Linked DNA regions of Homo sapiens: region 1 is linked to region 2. Evidence: chromatin loops called from intact Hi-C (ENCODE). Cell type or tissue: CD4-positive, alpha-beta T cell. All regions are shown on one strand. Each heading gives the region's core, and the rest is flanking DNA. Links, peaks and the distances in the headings are about the cores only.

What was found. Hi-C counts contacts between places; a loop is a spot of excess contacts. Peaks named below come from ENCODE experiments on the same cell type or tissue, not always from the same donor. Only the 100,000 strongest peaks of a DNase experiment are listed, where the experiment ranks them.
Region 1: it touches region 2 in a loop (14-fold over the local background); 16 of 110 quality-filtered maps call a loop at or near these places.

The regions. Positions count from the first base shown.
Region 1 is chrX:57,278,063-57,287,847 of GRCh38, forward strand. FAAH2 (fatty acid amide hydrolase 2) reads left to right here and starts at 8,644. Exons shown (of 11, transcript NM_174912.4): 1 at 8,644-8,955. The coding sequence starts at 8,764. In CD4-positive, alpha-beta T cell, for the core only: a CTCF peak has its summit at 4,620 (motif pointing right); a DNase peak (open chromatin) is centred at 4,719.
Region 2 is chrX:57,448,807-57,458,591 of GRCh38, forward strand. All of the region lies in intron 10 of FAAH2 (fatty acid amide hydrolase 2), which reads left to right. Among named protein-coding and RNA genes, the nearest start is that of ZXDB, 140 kb to the right of the region's middle. RefSeq lists a silencer at 2,710-3,004 and an enhancer at 5,312-5,451. In CD4-positive, alpha-beta T cell, for the core only: no CTCF peak of the experiment used is centred there; a DNase peak (open chromatin) is centred at 5,345.

The DNA.
Region 1 (9,785 bases), core at 1,642-6,641, 170 kb before region 2:
GAAAAAAACTACTTAGTTTCCTATGGAACCAAAAAAGAGCCCTCATTGCCATGACAATCCTAAGCAAAAAGAGCAAAGCTGGAGGCATCACGCTACCTGATTTCAAACTATACTACAAGGCTAGAGCATCCAAAACAGCATGGTACTGGTAACAAAGAAGATATATGGACCAATGGAACAGAACAGAACAGAGGCCTCAGAAATAACACCACACATCTACGGCCATCTGATCTTTGACAAACCTGACAATAACAAGAAATGGGGAAAGGATTCCCTATTTAATAAATGGTGTTGGGAAAACTGTCTAGCCATATGTAGAAAGCTGAAACTGGATCCCTTCCTTACACCTTATAGAAGAACTAATTCAAGATGGATTAAAGATTTAAATGCTAGACCTAAAACCATAAAAACCCTAGAAGAAAAAACCTAGGCAATACCATTCAGGATAGAGACATGGGCAAGGACTTCATGACTAAAACACCAAAAGCAATGGCAACAAAAGCCAAAATTGACAAATTGCATCTAATAAAACTAAAGAGTTTCTGCACAGTAAAATAATAATAATAACAATAAAACAAAAAAAAACCTATCATCAGAATGAACTGGCAACCTACAGAATGGGAGAAAAATTTTTGCAATCTATCCACCTGACAAAGGGCTAATTGAATGTACAAAGAAGTTAAACAAATTTACAAGAAAAAAACAAAAAAACACATTAAAATTTGGGCAAAGTATAAGAACAGATACTTCTCAAAAGTAGACATTTATGCAGCTAAGAGGCATATGAAAAAATGCTCATCATCACTGGTCATTAGAGAAATGCAAATCAAAACCACAATGAGATACCATCTCACGCCAGATAGAATAACGATCATTAAAACGTCGGGAAACAACAGATGCTGGAGAGATGTGGAAAAATAGGAATGCTTTTACACTGTTAGGGGAGTGTGAATTAGTTCAACCATTGTGGAAGACAATGTGGCAATTCCTGAAGGATCTAGAACTAGAATTGCCATTTGTCCCAGCAATCCCATTACTGGGTATATACCCAAAGGATTATAAATCATTCTATGATAAAGAAACATGAACACGTATGTTTATTGTGGCACTATTCACAATAGCAAAGACTTGGAACCAACCAAAATGTCATCAATGATAGACTGGATTAAGAAAATGTGGCACATATACACCATGGAATACTATGCAGCCATAAAAAAGGATGAGTTCATGTCCTTTGCAGGGACATGGATGAAGCCAGAAACCATAATTCTCAGCAAACTATCACAAGAGCAGAAAACCAAACACTGCGTGTTCTCACTCATAAGTGGGAGTTGAACAATGAGAACACATGGACACAGGGAAGGGAACATCACACACTGGTGCCTGTTGGGGACTGGGGGACTAGGTGAGGGATAACATTAGGAGAAATACCTAATGTAGGTGACGGGTTGATGGGTGCAGCAAACCACCAAGGCACGTGTATACCTATGTAACAAAACACGTTCTGCACATGTAACCCCAAACTTAAAGGATAATAATAATAAAAAAGAACCACAACAAAAAAAGAAAAGCTTATTTATCATAATCAAGTAGGCTTTAATGCTGGGATGAGAGTTTGGTTCAACATATGCAAATCAATAAATATGATTCATCACATAAACAGAACTAAAGACAAAAAACACGTTATTATCTCAATAGATGGAGAACAGGCTTTCAGTACAATTAAACATTCCTTCATGTTAAAAGTTCTCAACAAACAAGATTTTGAAGGAACATACTTCAAAATAATGAGTCACTTATGACAAACTCACAGCCAACATCATACTGAATGGGCAAAAGCTGGAAGCATTTCCCATGAGAGCTGGCACAAGACATTGATTCCCTCTCTGACCACTCCTATTTTACATAGTATTGGGAGTTCTAGCTAGGTCAATCAGGCAAGAGAATAAAATGACAGCATCCGAATAGATAGCAAGGAAGTTAATCTATAAAATATTGCTGAAGAAATTAAAGATAGCTAAATAATTGAGGGCTTATGTATGCATGTGTATATGTATATCTCATATTCATGATTGGAAGACCCCACTTTGAAAAAATGTCAGCTGTCCCCAAATTGGTCTATAGATTCAATGGAATCCTAATAAAAATCTAAGCAGATCTTTTTTTTTCTGTACTCTGATTATAACATTTACACGGATATGCTAAGAATCTGAAATATCAAAAAACAGTCTTTAATAGAAGAAACAAAACGACTGGGCTTTCACTTTTTTCACCTTTTGACTTTAATTAAAAAACCTTAATATCAAGCAAAAAAAATCCAATTAGAAAATGAACAGAAGACATGAAAAGATTTTTCACCAAAATGAATATATAGATGTCATATAAGCTTATGAAACTGTTTTAGGCCCTAGGGAAATGCAAATTTAAACTATGTTAAGCTATCACTTTACACCTATTAGAATGGCTAAAATTTAAAAAAAAAATGGTGACTGTAAGAAATGCTGCTGAGCATGCAGTGAAACTGGATGACATATATTGCTGGTGGCATAAAATGGCATAGCCACTTTACAAGATTATTTGGAAGCTTCAAAAAAAAAAAAACACTAAAAATGCATCTACCATATGGCCCAGCAATTGCACTCTTAGGTATTTATCTTAGAGAAATTAATACCTTTGTTCACACAAAAAGTTGTACATGAATGTTTACAGCAGCTTTATTCAATAATAACCAAAAGATGTAAATGAATAAAAACCTTACAGATATCCTTCAATAGTGAAAAGGTTAAACAAACCATGGCACATCCATGTAATGGAATACTAGGTAACAATGAAAAATAAATGATTATTGATACACATACAACCTGGCTGAATCTCCAGTGATTGTGCAGAGTGAAAGAAACAAACCCCAATTGGTTACAATACTGCACGATTTGTTTTATTTGACAATCTTGAAATGAAATCATACAAATGGAGAACAGATTGGGGGTAGCTATGGAATAATGAGGGGATTGGGCAGTGGTGTGGACATAAAAGGACAACATGAGAGATCTGTGTTGTGAAGAAAATGTTCTATATTAACTACAGTATTCTCATTATGACATTGTACTTATTTGGAGGATGTTACCATTGGGGGAAAATGAGTAAAGGGCACCTGGAATCTCTCTGTATTATTTCTTACAGCTTCTTGTAAATCTACAATTATCTTAAAATAAGAAGTTTAATTAAAATAATGTATGCAAAATAAGCTTATTTGGTGGTGGACATGGTCAAAAGTTTATCATTTCCTATTTACTTACCTATTGTGTTACACTTATTAAGACACACCCACTTTTGCCTACTTTAAGCACAAGTTTATAGTTACTAAGACATACATTTGTTTTTATATTAGTTAGTATTTGGGAATGGGTAACAAGAAATTTGATTTACATAGTTGTATATGTGCATGTGTGCATCCTCAGATATAAGTTCATGTTTTCATTATGAGTATATGTATTTTTATGTGTTTTTTAAATGTTTATTTTAGGTTTAGTGGTACATGTATAGGTTTGATATATTGGTAAATTGCATGTCATGGAGGTTTGGTGTGCAGATTATTTTGCCATCCAGGTAATTTGCATAGTACCAGTCAGGTAATTTTTTGGTCCTCAGCCTCCTCTCTCCCTCCACCTTCAAGTAGGCTGTGGTGTCTGTTTTTCCCTTCTTTGTGGCCATATGTCCTCATTGTTTAGCTTCCACTCATAAGTGAGAACATGCAGTATTTGGTTTTCTGTTCCTGTGATAGTTTTCTTAGGATAAGGGCCTCCAGCTCCATCCATGTTTCTCCAAAGGGCATTATCTCATTCCTGTTTATGGCTGTGTAGTATTCCATGGTGTATATGTACCACATTTTTGTTATCCAGTCTAATGTTGATGGGCATTTCGGTTGATTACATGTCTTTGTTATTGTGAATAGGGCTGCAAAGAACATACAGATGCATGTATTTTTGTGGTCGAACAATTTATATTCCTTTGTGTGTATACCCAGTAATGAGATTGCTTGGTCAAATGGTAATTCTTCTTTCAGTTCTTTGAGAAATAAACAAAATGCCTTCCACAATGGTTGAACTAACTTATATCGCCTATAGCAGTGTATAAGCTTTCCCTTTTCTGTACAACCTCACCAGCATGTGTTAGTTTTTTGACATTTTAATAATAGCCATTCTGACTATGTGAGATGGTATCTCTTCGTGGTTTTGATTTACATTTCTCTGACGATTAGTGATGATGAGCATTTTTTTAATGTTTTTTGGCCACTTGTATGTCTTCTTTTCAGAAGTGTCTGTTTATGTTTCTTGCTCACTTTTTAATGGGGTTATTTGTTTATTGCTTGTTAAGTTTCTTAGAGATTGTGGATATTAGATCTTTGTTTGATGTTTGTGAATATTTCCCCCATTCTGTAGGTTGTCTGTTTACTCCGTTGATGGTTTCATTCTTTCTGTGTGGGTTGATGTTCCTTCAACTGTAGTGTAATATGAGTATAATCAGTTGACTTCTTTTCTGAATGTTTTCAGCAGTCTAAGCATTTTTGCAGGATCTTTATTTGTAGCTTAGTTCTTGTCCTTGGTTTCACTGGGGGATATATTAACAGTATTTTCGGTGTTGAAATTTGGTTGTAATCCACTAGATGGTGCTTAAATGTAATGGTTAATAGGTACGCTCTTGCTTAGCCATGTGGCTCGCCTGTATTTCCTCATGATTGCCATCAAATTTTCTGTTACTGTTCTGAAAGTGTAGGCTCCTCTCCCACAGAAGTGCTGTCTGTAGACCTCTGTTTGGCACTTGCGAGCTGTACAGCACAACCTTGTGGTGAGCTCATCTTTATTTTCCTTCCCCACTTTTGAGGCAGCAGGGGACAAGACCTTGGCAGTGGCTATGGCAGAGGGTCTTTCCCGTGTCTTTTGGTGCTCTACCCTAGAGAAATTCAGAGCGGATATCAACTGGTGCAATCAGTCAAGGGTGGGGCAGCTGCGTTTTTGGCCCAAGCCATGGGAACCTGCCTGGGGATGGGAAGGGGATTGCGGAGGGAACAGACCAGCCTCTTCTCCTTATGGTGGCTGTGGCTTTCTGGAGGTGTGGTTAAAGCACTGTGCGTCTTTGCTTCTTTCCCAGTCTGAGGGCAGCAAGGGCACTACCATTGCAGTGGCAGGGGCAGAAAGGCTTTTGGTTGTCTCTGGGACCTCCATCTCAGAAAAAAACACAGAGTCACTGCTACTGGGGATGTTCAGCCAGGGGGTGAGGCAACTGTGCTGTTGGCCTGAGGTGGGGACCCCGCTTGGGGAAGAGTCGGGGTTCGAGGGATAACAGGGAGGAGAGAGTGGGCTCTTCTTTGTATGGTGACTGTGTCTTGCTAGAAATGTGAGTAAAGCCCTCAGGATCTTCATTTCTTCTCCAGCCTGAGGGCAGCAGGGGAAGAACCACTGCAATGGCAGTGGCAGAGGGGCTGTCAGTTGCCTCTGGGAGCCCCTCCCCCAGGGAAATACAAAGCCACTAGCAGAGGGAATGCTCTGCCAAGGGTGGGACGTCTGTGTAGATCCAGGCTTGGGGCCCTGCTTGGTGAAGAGTGTGGGGTGGGAGCCTACATGGAAGAGAGACTGGGCTCCTCTCTGTATGGTGGCTGCAGCGTGCTGGAGGCTCCAGTGTAGCAACTCGACCTTTTGTTTTATTCCCTGGCCTGAATGCAGCAGAACAGTACCACTGCAGCTGCAATGGCAGAGAAGCTGTGGGTTGTCTCTGGGATTTCCTCCTCAGAAACGCAGAGCTGCTACCGAGTAAAGTGTTTATGTGGAAGCAGAGTGATTGTGCTTGGGGCCCAGGTCAAGAGGCACTGCTCAGTGAAGAGCAGCGGAGGTGGGGACACACGTGAAAACAGTCTGGCCGCTTTTCCTTTAAGGTGACTGCGCTGTGCTGTGGGTTCGCGTCAGTCCCCAACTTCTATACTACCTCCAGAGCCTGATGAGAACATGAGCGTGGAAAAACGTCAGCTTGCCTGCTCCCTCTGGGAGCTCTGTCCCAGGGAAGTGTGGAGCTGCTTCCAGCCTGAGAACTCAGGCAGGGCTGGGGTAGCCTTGTTAGTGTCCCAAGCTAATGGGCCTTATCCTGCGGCGTGCCCGGGAAGAAAGCCTGCAATCTGGGCATGGTGGTGGGTGCTTATAATACCAGCTACTTGGAAGGCTGAGGCAGGAGAATCACTTGAACCCGGGAGGCAAAGGTTGCAATGAGCCAAGATGGTGCCACTGCACTCCAGTGGCGCTCCAGCCTGGGCGACAGAATGAGACACCATATCATAACAAAACAAAACAACAACAACAACAACAACAACAACAAAACCTGGAATATTATTCAGCTTTTAAAAAGCAGGAAATTTAACATTTATTTTAAAGATAAATCTTAATGGTCTTATGATAAGTGTAATAAGTCCATCATAAAAAGTATGAATCCACTTATACGAGTTAGCTAAAGTAGTTGCACTTTTAAAAAGAGAAAATAGAATGGCATTTGTAAAGGGCCAGTCAATGGGGAAAACAGGTAGTCGATTCATGTATAGTATGTATTCATTTTGCAAGATAAAAATGTTCTGGTGATATGTTGCCAACAATGGCAATATACTTAACATGGTCTAACTATTAATATAAAATTAAAATATTTAAGATTGTAAAAAAAAAACAGAAGCTTTACATCCATATGTGATTTAATCTTCATAACACCATATGGCAGCTGTTATTCTACTTTACAGATGAGAAAACACACCTAGGGACATTAAGTGATTTGTTCAAGGTCAAAAACATAATGAGTGCTGGATCTAGGATTTGGATTCAGGTCTGTCTGGTCAGAGCCCAATCAGTGAGCATTCTTTGTACCTCAGGCTCACATATTTGTCATTTACAACTTAAATAAAGTAACAAAAGTTGGGCAAAGTAAATATTTTCATTTTGACAAAACCTTTCTCTGGTAAGGAAGTTTCACTCAGCTAACAGGTTTTGCTCAGAACTGTAATGGAGCCTAGATTATGACAACCTGCTTTATCAGCTTTCTTTACTGGATCTGCTAGATGTGCCTGTCATGATTAACCTGCTTTCTACCAGGTGCTTGAATTAGGCTAGAAGTGCTGTGATGACACTTTCAGTATCAACCTAAGTTCTGCAGGTGAAAAGACAGTGACCTGGATGACGTTGTCATTTCACCTACCCAAGACCTTAAATGCCAAGCTCGAATCCCTATCTTCAACGCTCATTATCTCATAATCACATACCTTCAGCCTACAAACCTGTATTGACTTCTCATCAAGCCCTATGTCAGGCTCTGGCAATACAAAGAGGAATTAGAATGACCCTGTTCTTCGAGGAGTTTATATCTAGATGGGGCATAGACACAAAAACCTAACACATAACAGAGGGTTGTAAGTGCTATGATTTTGTTAATCTGTGGAGTGCAGGGTTACAAAAGAGTGGCATCACACCCAGTTGTAAGTTCAGGGAAGACTTACTGGAGGAGGTGGTACTTGTCCTGAACTAGATGAAGAGGTTGGGAAAGCAGATGCAAAGATAAGGAGGGAAGAGAGAACTTTCGGATAGTTGTTTGTCAGGAGCTTAGCATGTGAGGGATAGAAGGGGTTAGGGATGAAGCATAGAGTTTTTCAGACACCAGTCATGAGAGTCGAATGCTGGACAAAGTAGATGGGTCTTGAATCTGTGGAAAATGGAGAATTATTGCGGAGTTATTGGCAGGGGTGTAATATTGTCAGATTTACATATTAGAAAGAACACTCTATAAATAAAGGCAGAGTGATCAGCTAGATTATTTGTAGAAGTTCATGTAAACCTCAGTGAGATCTGAGCCAGACTGAGTTGAGAAGGAAGGGCTGGATTCTGTCATGAGAATAAGAGAAATGGAAGAATCTGAAGTGATTCTAGATTTTTGGCATGGCTGACTGGGTGGATGAAAATTCCATTTGTAGACCTGTAGGGGCAGCAGTCTGGGGGACAAAAGGATGAGTTTTGGACTTGTTGAGTTTGAACGATCTGGAAGACATTCACATGGATATGTCAAAAAAGGCATTTCAAGTGTCCAGTTTAGGAGACAGATGGGCTGGAGATTTGATGTTCATCAGTACTACCTGTTAGTGATCTTATAAGGATTAAATAATATGCATATGGAAAATATATATATACTTGCCATTTAGTTGTTTGTTGAGCATACTGAATATTTGCATACAAAGGTATACTTACAACACTTTTTTCACAAGCACAGCTGAAATAAACTATAACAACTACCACTTATACTATTTACCATAAATTGTGCTAAATGTTTTTACTTATTATCTAGTGTTTATGGTAACCCTTTGATATAGGAGTAGTTATTCCCATTTTTTTTCTTATGAGTAAACTGACTAGGAGATATAGTGTAGGTTGGCCAGGGCTACACAGTAGCAGAACTGGGGAATTCCAAGGCCAGTGTTCTTTCTTATGACGCATTTTCTGTCTTGGGTTACAACAGCACTAACGACAGGTAGCATTGCACACAGGCAGCTGCTGGGAAGTCTCCGCCCCCATCTCTGGCTAGGAGCCCTGCAGGTGATGATAAACAAGCTCCTGTGGAATTGTGGGTAGACACTGGACTTGTAAACGAAAAGCTTCATAAGTCCCTCTTTGCTTAGTACTTTTCTCGTCCTTTCCCCAGGGTGCACGTAACCCTCAAGCACTAGGACCGTGCGGAATCCAGGCTGCGATGGCACCTTCATTTACCGCCCGCATTCAGTTGTTCCTCTTGCGGGCGCTAGGCTTTCTCATAGGCTTAGTAGGCCGAGCAGCTTTAGTCTTAGGGGGTCCAAAGTTTGCCTCAAAGACCCCTCGGCCGGTGACTGAACCATTGCTTCTGCTTTCGGGGATGCAGCTGGCCAAGCTGATCCGACAGAGAAAGGTGAGAATGCAATTCAGAAGAGGCTGGAGGGACAGGTCTTTTAGCAGGATCCAGGAAGCTTAGTGGTGGCGGTGGTTGTGGTTTCCTTTCCATTCTCTACTAGGGCGACTTAGGAGAGGCATTTATTGGGGATGAAGGGAGACTTCTGGGTGTTGTAGTACGTTTATTTTTACCAAGGACATTTACTGTGGGCATGGGTTGGACTATTTTGGTACCGTCATAGTCCTTCCTATCCATTTGTCCTATTTGTGCATAATTACTGTGTGTGGGGTAAAGCAGGTGTGAATTTCAAACTGATTCTCAGCTATGGAAAGTCAGTCTCTCTCTTTCTCTCTCCCTCTCCCTTTCTCTCTCTCTATTCTTCCGTCTCTCACAGGCCCCAGATCAACCTGCTGCTTACCATTCAACCAATTCTTTTTAAAATTGATTTAAAGTAAAAGTAGTACTTGGTCTAGGATAGTAAAAGCTGCGTCTACCATATATTTATTGCATAGTATATGTGAAATACTCTGCCTGGGTACTTAAACATATTCTATTTCACGGATGCAGTTATATAGGCAATATTCATATTTTATGCATAAGGAAACTGAAGTAAAATGATTTGCACAAAAATTGTTGAAAGTTCTAAATTAAAAAAATTAAGCAGCTCATTCGTTCTCTATAGAATTGTGCAGGCAGGACTATTCATCTCTGTCATATAAGTGATTGGTTACCTGGAGATCTTGAGCTACAGTCTAGTATTGTTTATTTATACTCTGCTTGTTTTCACCTCTCTGCTGTTTCATTTGTTTTTCGTCATTGCTTTATTTCCAGAATCTACAATACTACTT
Region 2 (9,785 bases), core at 2,486-7,485:
ACAAGTTTTAAACATGCAGGTATAAAAGTGCTGTGTGATTGAAAACTCCAGAAAACAGTTGCTAATGTCATATGTTGAAGATACTTTGCCAATATCTGGTTTCTCCACAATAATCCTACAAGTGCATATGAGTATCCACATTTTACAGAACTGTGCCTCAGGGAGGTTCAGCCACTTGTCTTCTATCACTCAGTGTGATCACACTAGATCCAAAGTCTCCCCTGGCTGCTCTGAATTAAACCAAGTTAAGCTTTTATCAGGATCTGTGGCTTCCCAGAAGATTCTTGTACAGAAGACAATTCTCCAAGGGATCATTTACTTGACTTAGCTATCATCCCCTTTGAATTCAATTCATTCTATTCACCAAACTAATTTTCTTCACCTGGTTTTTAAGCCATGGATGGATCATGATTATGTGAAGTCTAAAGGCCCCTGGACATGTACTAGGTCAGTTTCTATGGTTTCTCCAGAGTCTTGTCCCAGGGAACCACACTATTCTTTGAGATGAAGATAGAGAACTCTTCATCAAATACACGTTCTCACCCAATAAACCTGTGGTCCACTTAAAGTTAGAATTTGGAATCCTTTGCTCTGCAATTTTCTACTTGTGCATCTGGAGGAAGACATTGAATCTTTCTCAACTTATTTCCTATCTAGGAAGTCAGGGTAATCTATGCCTTGCAGTGTTGCAGTTAAGATTAAATGAAATAATACGTGTAAATTAATTAACATAAGGGTTGTGGAGGATGAGGGAGAGGATATTAAACAGTCCCTATCCTTAATTTCCTTACCCTTACTCTCTCCCTGGCTTTGATCACTCACTCTTAATTTCTTCCTTCCTGTCCTTCCTTCCTTCCTTCCTTGCTTCCTTCCTTCCTTCTTGGAGTTTTGCTCTTGTTGCCCAGGCTGGAATGCAATGGCACAAGCTCGGCTCACTGCAACCTCCACCTCCTAGGTTCAAGCGATTCTCCTACCTCAGACCCCCAAGTAGCTGGGATTACAGGAGTGTGCCACCACACCCAGCTAAGTTTTGTATTTTTAGTAGAGACAGGTTTCACCATGTTGGCCAGGCTGGTCTTGAACTCCTGACCTCAGATTATCTGTCCGCCTTGGCCTCCCAGAGTGCTGGGATTGCATACATGAGCCACCATGCCTGGCCTTAATTTCTTAAGTCTTTGAAAAAACATGCTGCCTAAATTGCTGCGTTTAAGTTTCTATCACCTAGTTACTCAGTTTCTGAAGACAGGTAAAATACTTTAGTCAATAGGCTAGAACCCAAGGAGAAATATACTGTTTATACCTTTTGGGGAGGATTTTCCTCAGCTTGAGGCTTCCTATGGTTTGTAACTTTTCCCTCTAGTTTAGCCTTGAACACATTTAAAGAGTGTTCCTTGTAAGCCAGATGATATTCTAGGTAATATGGATACAAGACCCATGATAGATGATAGCTGCAATTTAGCAAGTATCTAATATATACGAGATACTAGAAGCCAGAAATTCTATACATTATCTCATTTATGTTTCCCCCAAATCCCTCACAGCAACTGAAGTTATCTTTGTGTAAAACCTGAGGAAACTGAATGATGTATAAAGTGATTTAAGGGTCAGGGTCAGGACTGAAATTCAGTTGTATTCTATCTGACTTTAAATGCAATGTTATTTTCACTACATGTATGGGTTAATAATGCTCATTCATGTTTTGTTTTTATTGTCTTTACTAAAGCTGAAAATATAAGAGGTTTGTGAGACCTTTTGTCAAAGATGTAGAATTGTTGGATGCCAAATAGGTTAATGTTTTATTCCTGGTTCTTTTTTTTCCTACTGAGAAATACCCCTCTCAGTTTCTCAAGCTTGTATAAGCTTTTTATGTTTGTCTCCTACTTACAAGATGGGTACACTAAATCAGATATTTAATTTTTGAGCCTTGGCTTTCTTACAGCTAAGATGAGGATGCTAGATTGACTTTGAAGGATGGTTGGAAGGATATAATGTAATAATGTGTAGAGTGCTTTAAAATTATTAATAATAGTGATAATGATACCATTTATTGGAGACATGTATATGTTTATATTGATATTAATGTAGGTAATATCAATATCTCTGCTTTACTTCGTAGTATTAGTTATATGTGTTTTCCTTGTTTTATCTATTCCTAGAATTGTTCTGAGTTTTACATGTTTCATCTCATTTTATCTTACAGCAGCCCTATAAAAAGGAGAAATTATTAGTGTCCTCATTTTACAGATGAAGGAATTTAGACACAAAAATCTTTAGGAAACATTTCCAAAGTCACATAGCTAAGATAATATACGAACTGGGACTTTAACCCAGGCCCTATGATTTCAGAGGAAGTGATCTTATTTATTACACAGAAGAGGAAACAGGAGGCTGAACAGGGTCTCTCAGCTATGAAGTGAAGTGATAAGGATTCAAACCCAGGTCTGTCTGACTCCAAATCCTATTGCTTCTAATTAACTCTCTTCCCTTGTTCTTCTGCCTCACTTAGTGCTCAGTGAAGCAAAGTACCTTCTCCTACTTTGCTCCATTGACACTCTACAATGAGAATAAATTTATTAAGCATGTATTGTGAACTATACTGTATGCACTGGTGTTAGATGAATCAGATACATTCCATGCTCTCAGGGAGCTCCTAGCTTAGTACAAGAGACAAACAAATGTTAACAGAGAATTTCAGTAGAAGAAAACAAAGGAAGGCTTTCTGGAATAGGTGACCCCTGATCTGGGTCCTGAAGGAGAACTAGAAATTAATCAGAGGAAGGATGTTGAGTAAGTATTACAATGGTCCACGCAGTACGAACCCCATGAGCAATAGAACAGAAAAACACACAGGAACACTGTGGACAGAGGGTATAAACACTACACTAACTGGAGAGAGTAAGTTTTTAATAGAGGAGTGAGAGGAGGAGCATGAGTTTGAAAAGGTAAGCATGTCATGGAGAACATTCACAGCCATGCTAAAAACTGCAAAAAAAATTTATTTGTCTTGGCACCCTGCCCCATCCTGCTTTCTTTGCATAATGTCACTGGAATAACACAGTAATGAAAGAGAATAATCTAGCCTGCAGATTCTTTGAATATTTGATTAGCCTATGCTATTTCCTGATAACATGCAATCAACAATGTTTCATATCATTGTATCTCAAAGAAGTTATTTACAGTTTTCTTCCACTTTAGTCCTACCACGATTATCAACATAACACCTATATGTCATAATAATTGGGAGAGGTGATTACCAGGACAGATGGAAGGAAACAGCTTACAAAAGTGGCCTTTCACTGGCTTTCTCCCCTCTCCCCACTTTAGGTGTCTGTACTCAAAGATCTCTTGGACCATTTATATCCTGAGATGAACAGCATTGGCCATACAGCATTTTAAAGATCTCATCTGAGAAACCCATTGATATTGGTGCCAGGAATGCTAAGCAGATCTTTTGTGACCTCTTCAGCATCCAGCATTAGAGTGAAACTCAAGATTTATATGTCAGGTTTGGCAAAATCATAACATGCCACTCTCAAGAGTCCCTCTTGTACCCATGCCAGTCATTAACAATTGATCACAGCATTCTTTTTCTCTGAGAACAAACTTGACTTTGTGATATTTAAACAGAGTGGGCTTGGTCACCTCCCCAATTGATAAGCTAGACACACAAAATGAAATGTTCATGTAGTCTAAGCAAAGATTCTACTTAACAAAATAATCTGCTATATTGTTAGCTCTTCAAAGGCTGTGGTCTGTTTCTATCTTGTTCACCTATGTAATCCGCATTGACTAGGACATTGCATTGTTGCACAAAATGCATAATTATTTTTTGTTAAACTAACAAATACATAATTAAAAATATAAATAAGAATGAACATCCCAGAATAACAGAGTAAGAAGCTCAGCAAATTCTCTCTCAAGCAAACCAGCAATAAAACTGGAAAAATTACTGGAAACAACCATTTCAAGTGTGAAAAATGATCAAATGGCATAAAGCAAATTCAGGAGCATTTATTCAAGAAAAATTAGTGATTCCTAATAAGAAAAGTTGGAGTCTATGATATTTAAGCTGGGATCTGTTTTCCCCTCCGCTTCTCAGATACAGCTTTGAGGTACAAAACTTTCACACTGGGTAGGGCAAGGCAGACCTTAAAGACTGACAACTCCCATTCTTTCCAGACCCATGTTACACAGCATCTGTTGTGGGCAAGTAGAGAATACTGCTACATCCAACAGCTTCCATTACCTGTGGCACCTTATTGTGGAAGTTCTAAACAAGGTCATGGCTGGTCATAAGAACTTGCAGCTCTTCAACCCTGCCCAAGAGAGGCTGATTTTACATGAAGCAGAATATGGAAGATCTTAGATACAAAAAATTCCCTGAAAGCTAAAATTTCAGTGATACTAACAAAATTCACAGCAACGTACCCCAGAGGTAGAGAAAAATCAGAATCAAGAGTTGATAAAATATATTAACTAAAGCATCTAGTTTTCAACAAAAATTTATGAGGCATACAAGTAAAAAAGGAAAATGAGACCCACAAACAACAATGCCCACCTCTGCCACTTGTAGCCAGCAGGCCATGCCTGCTAGAGCTTCCAGCCCAGCAGTTCCTCTTCTTTCTGAACTCTGCCAGTGGACACAGCCTCCTGTTATCCAGGGAAACAGAAAAACTGCAGGATAGGTGATTCCACAACCCCCACCACCACTCATAGCCAGGCAGCTAGAACTTCCAGCCCAGCAGTCCCACTTCTGTCTGAACTCTGATGGCAGGAACAGCCTCTAGAATATAACCCAACAGCAGGTCAGGCAACTGCACCCAAACCCGCCACTCATAGCCAGGAAATCCATGTCTGATAGAGCTTCCAGCCCAGCATTCCCACATCTGCCTGAACTCTGTGTGTGGCCACAACTTCTTGAACCCCCGGAAAGCACCTAGACAGGGGATTAAGTGACCCCACCCCATCCCACAGCTCTTAGATGATCAGGACTTGGTGGTGGCCAAGCAAGGGTGAGCCCTCGTTCTCAGATCACTGAGAGAAGTGGAGATACCCAGGTTCATGGGCTGGCAGAGGATTGGGGTGTGCCTTGTTCCACAGGGCCAGCCTGGCAAGGATATGACCTGTCTACTAAATGTGGTCCCTGCCTGAGGGAGCCCATGGACCAGAACACCTAACAAAAGAAGTGAGGGCATGGAACCAGTGATCGAAGGGGGCTCCTCCAAAGCCCAGGAGCCATCTAGGTGAGCGAGTCACCTCTCTCCCCCACACCACAGAGGACTACTGTCATCTTGGCCAGAACACCGAAGAGCCCTGAAAGAGAGTAGGAAGAGCCTATCTGCCTGCTAGCACTCTTAAGCGCCACCTGCTGGATCTCAGGTCAAAATGCAAACCTAAAATATTTTGCAAGTATGTATCACCTGTGAAAACTAAGGAAAAGATCCAGCCAGAAATAAACATTCTGTACAAAGTCATGACCCTTTGAAATATACCCAGAAACAAAGCCAGCTGACTATCCTCAACTTATCTCACGGGTGAAGAAACATCAACCCTTACACATGAGAAAGAATGAATCCAAGAACTGGCAACTCAAAAAGCCAGTGTTTGCCCTTACCTATAAACGTACACATTAGCCTCCCAGAAATGGTTCTTAACCAGAGTGAGCTGACTGTGGACATAGAATTCAGAAGCTGGATGACAAGGAAGCTCAGTGAGAATGAGGAGAAAGTTGAAACATAATCCAAGGAATCCAATAAAACAATTCAGTAGCTGAAAGATAAAATATCCATTTTAAGAAAGAACCAAATTAAATTTTTGGAACTGAAAAATTTACTTCCAGATCTCCACAATAGAATCTGAAGCATCAGCAGCAGAAAAATTAAGATGAAGAAAGAATCTCTGAGCTGGAAGACCAGCTTATACAATCAACTCAGTCAGACAAAAATAAAGAAAAAAGAATTTTTGAAAATGAAAAAATCCTTTGAGAAATATGGGATTATGTAAAGATACCAAATGTATGACTCATGGTGTTTTCAAAAGAAAAGGAGAGAGAGTAACTTGTAAAACATATTTGAGGATATAGTCCATGAAAATTTCCCCAAACGTCCCAGGGAGGAGGACATACAAATTCAATAAATACACAAACCCCCTGTAGATACTACACAAGATGACAAACCGGAAGGTACATAGTCATCAGATTCACCAAGATCAACTCAAAAGAAAAACTCTTAAAAGTAGCTAAAGAGAAAAATCAGGTTACCTACAAAGTAAACCCCACCAGACTCTCTGTAAGAACTCTCTGTAAGAAACCTACAAGTGAGAAGAGATTGGGGGCCTATTTTCAATATTGTTACAGTGAAGAATTTTCAACCAAGAATATCATATTCCATGAAACTAAACTTCATAAGCAAACGAGAAATAAAATTCTTCCCAGACAAGCAAGTACTAAAGGAATTTATTATTACCAGACCACCCTTACCCGAGTTCTTTAAGAGAGTGCTAAATATGAAAATAAAGGACCAAAACTTGCTACCTCAAAAATCCACTCAAGCACATGGCCCATAAACAATATAAAGCAGCTATGCAGTCAAGTCTAAAAAACAGTCAACAACATGATGACAGGATCAAAATCTCATAAATTAATACTAACCCTGAATGTAAAGGGTCTAAAAGTACCACTTAAAATGCATAGAGTGGCAAGCTAGATAAAAAGATAAAACCCAACAATCTACTGTCTTCAAGAGACCCATTTCAACTGCAATGACACCCACAAGTTCAAAGTAAAAGGATGGAGAAAGATCTATCAAGCAAATAGAAAACAACAACAACAAAAGATCAGGAGTCATTATTCTTACATTAGATTAACAAATTTTAAACCAGCAACGGTCATAAAAGACAAAGAAGGGTAATACTTAATAATAAAGAGTTCAATTCAACAGGAAGTCTTAACTATCCTAAACATATACACACCCAATGTAGAAGTACCTGGATTCATAAAGGAAGTTCTTCCTAACCAATGGAAAGATTTAGACAGCCACAAATAATAACGGGGGATTTTAACATCCCACTCACTGAGTTAGACAGATCACTGAGGCAGAAAACTAACAAAGAAATTCTGGATTGAAACTTGACATTTGATCAATTGGACCCAATCAACCTCTACAGAGTACTCCACACAACAACCACAGAATATATATTTTTCTCATCCATACACAGAACATATTCTAAGGTCCACCACATCCTTGGACATAAAGCAAATCACAATAAATTCAAAGAAATCAAAACCATACCAAGCAAACTCTCAGACCATAGTGCAATAAAAGCAGAAATCAATACCAAGATCTCTCAAAACTACCAGAAAATGGAAATTAAACAACTTTCTCCTGAATAACTCTTGGGCAAAAAACAAAATTAAGACAGTAATTAAAAATTACTTTGAAATTAATGAAATAGGAGACACAGCTTACCAAATCTTTGAGATGCAGTTAAAGCAGTGGTAAGAGACAAATTTGTAGTGCTAAACACCTTCATCAAGAGGTTAGAAAGATGTCAAATTAACAACCTAAAGACAGTCAGATAAACAAGAAAAAAGAACATCCAACTCCGAATAAAGTAGAAGAAAATAAACAACTAAATCAGAGAACTGAGCTGAATTCAGACCTAAAAGACCATACAAAACATCAATGAAAACAAGTGTTGCTCCTTCAAAAGAATAAACAAGATTGATATACCATTAGCTAAACTAACAAGGAATAATAAAAAATAAAGATCCAAATGAGCACAATGAGAAATGACAAAGATGATATTACAACTGATTCCACAGAAATAGAATAGTTCCTTAGAGACTATACAGAACACCTTTGTGAACACAAGTTAGAAAATATAGATACAATGGATAAATTCCTAGAAACACACAACCTTCCAAGATAGAATCAGGGATAAAAGTGAAGACATGAACAGATAAATAACAAGTTCAGAAATTGAATCACTAATAAAAAAACTTACCAACAAAAAAGAGCCCAGGACCATGGATTCACGGCCAAATTCTACCAGACATATAAGGAAAAACTGATACCAATCCTACTCACACTTTCCCAAGAAAATCGAAGAAGAGTCTTCTCCCTAATGCATTCTATGAATCCAGCAGCATTCTGATACAAAAATCTGGCAGAGACAAAATGTAAAGTAAAATAAAAAAAAATTCAAGTCAATATCCCTGATGAACATGGATGCAAAAATTCTCAACAAGATAATAGCAAACTAAATCCACCAGCATATCAAAAAGTTAATCCAACACAGTCATGCAAGTTTTATTTCTGGGATGCAAGGTTGATTCACCATACAGAAATCAATAAATGTGATTCACCAAATAAACAGAATCAAAAGCAAAAACTACATGATCATCTCAATAGATACACAAAAAGCCTATAATATAATCCAACATCCCTTAATGACAAAAGCCCTCAACAGATTAAGCATTAAAGTAGCATACCTAAAAATAGTAAAAGCCATCTACGACAAACCCACAGCCAACGTAATACTGAATGAGCAAAAACTGGAACGGTTCCCCTTGGGAACTGGAACAAGACAAGTATGCCCACTTTCACCACTCCTATTCAATATAGTACTGGATGTGCTAGCCAGCGCAATGAAGAAAGGGAATAAATAAAAGGCACCCAAATAAAAAGAGAGAAAATCAAACTCTCTCTCTTTACTGATATGATTCAATACCTAGAAAACCCTAAAGACTCTGCTAAGTCTCCTGGAACTGATAAATGAATTCACTAAAATTTTAATATACTAAACCAATGTACAAAAATCCTAACATTTTTATACACCAATATTGTTCTAGGTGAGAATCAAATGAAGAACAGAATTCCATTTACAATAGCCACAAAAAAAAAAAAAAGGAATACCTAGGAACCCATCTAACCAATGAGGTAAAGATCTTTACAAGCAGAACTGCAAAACACAGCTAAAAGAAATCAGAGGTAACACAAATAAATGGGAAAATATTTCATGCTCATATATTGGAAGAATCCACATAGTTAAAATGGCCATACTGCCCAAAGCAATTTACAGATTCAACACTACTCCTATCAAAATATTAATGCCATTTTTACAAAATTTGACAAAATTATTTTTAAATTCATTTGGAACAAAAAAAGAACCTCAACAGCTAAAGCAATATTAATCAAAAAGAGCCAATACAGAAGCATCACATTGCCCAACTTCCAAATGTACTATAAGGCTACAATAATCAAAACAGCATGGTACTGCTGCAAAAAAAGACACATAGACCAAGGAAACAGAATTGAGAACCCAGAAATAAACCTGCCACCTACAACCATCTGATCTTCAACAAAATGAGCAAAAGTAAGCAATGGAGGAAAGGACTCTCTATTCAATAAATGGTACTATAATAGTTTGCCTGCCGTATGCAGAAGAATGAAACTGGATCTCTACCTGTCACCATATATGAAAACTAAGTTAAAGTAGATTAAATATTTAAATGTAAGACCTCAAACTATAAAAATATTGACAGATAGCTGGGCAGGTGCCCTGTAATCCCAGCTACTCAGGAGGCTGAGGCAGGAGAATCGCTTGAACCCAGGAGGCAGAGGTTGCAGTGAATCGAGATGGCACCACTGCACTCCAACCTGGGTGACAGAGCAAGACTCCATCCAAAAAAAAACAAAAAAATCCTAGAAGAAAACCTAGGAAGATGGATGTCGAGATGGCTGAATAGGAATAGCAGCTTCAGTCTGCAGTTCCCAGTGAGATCA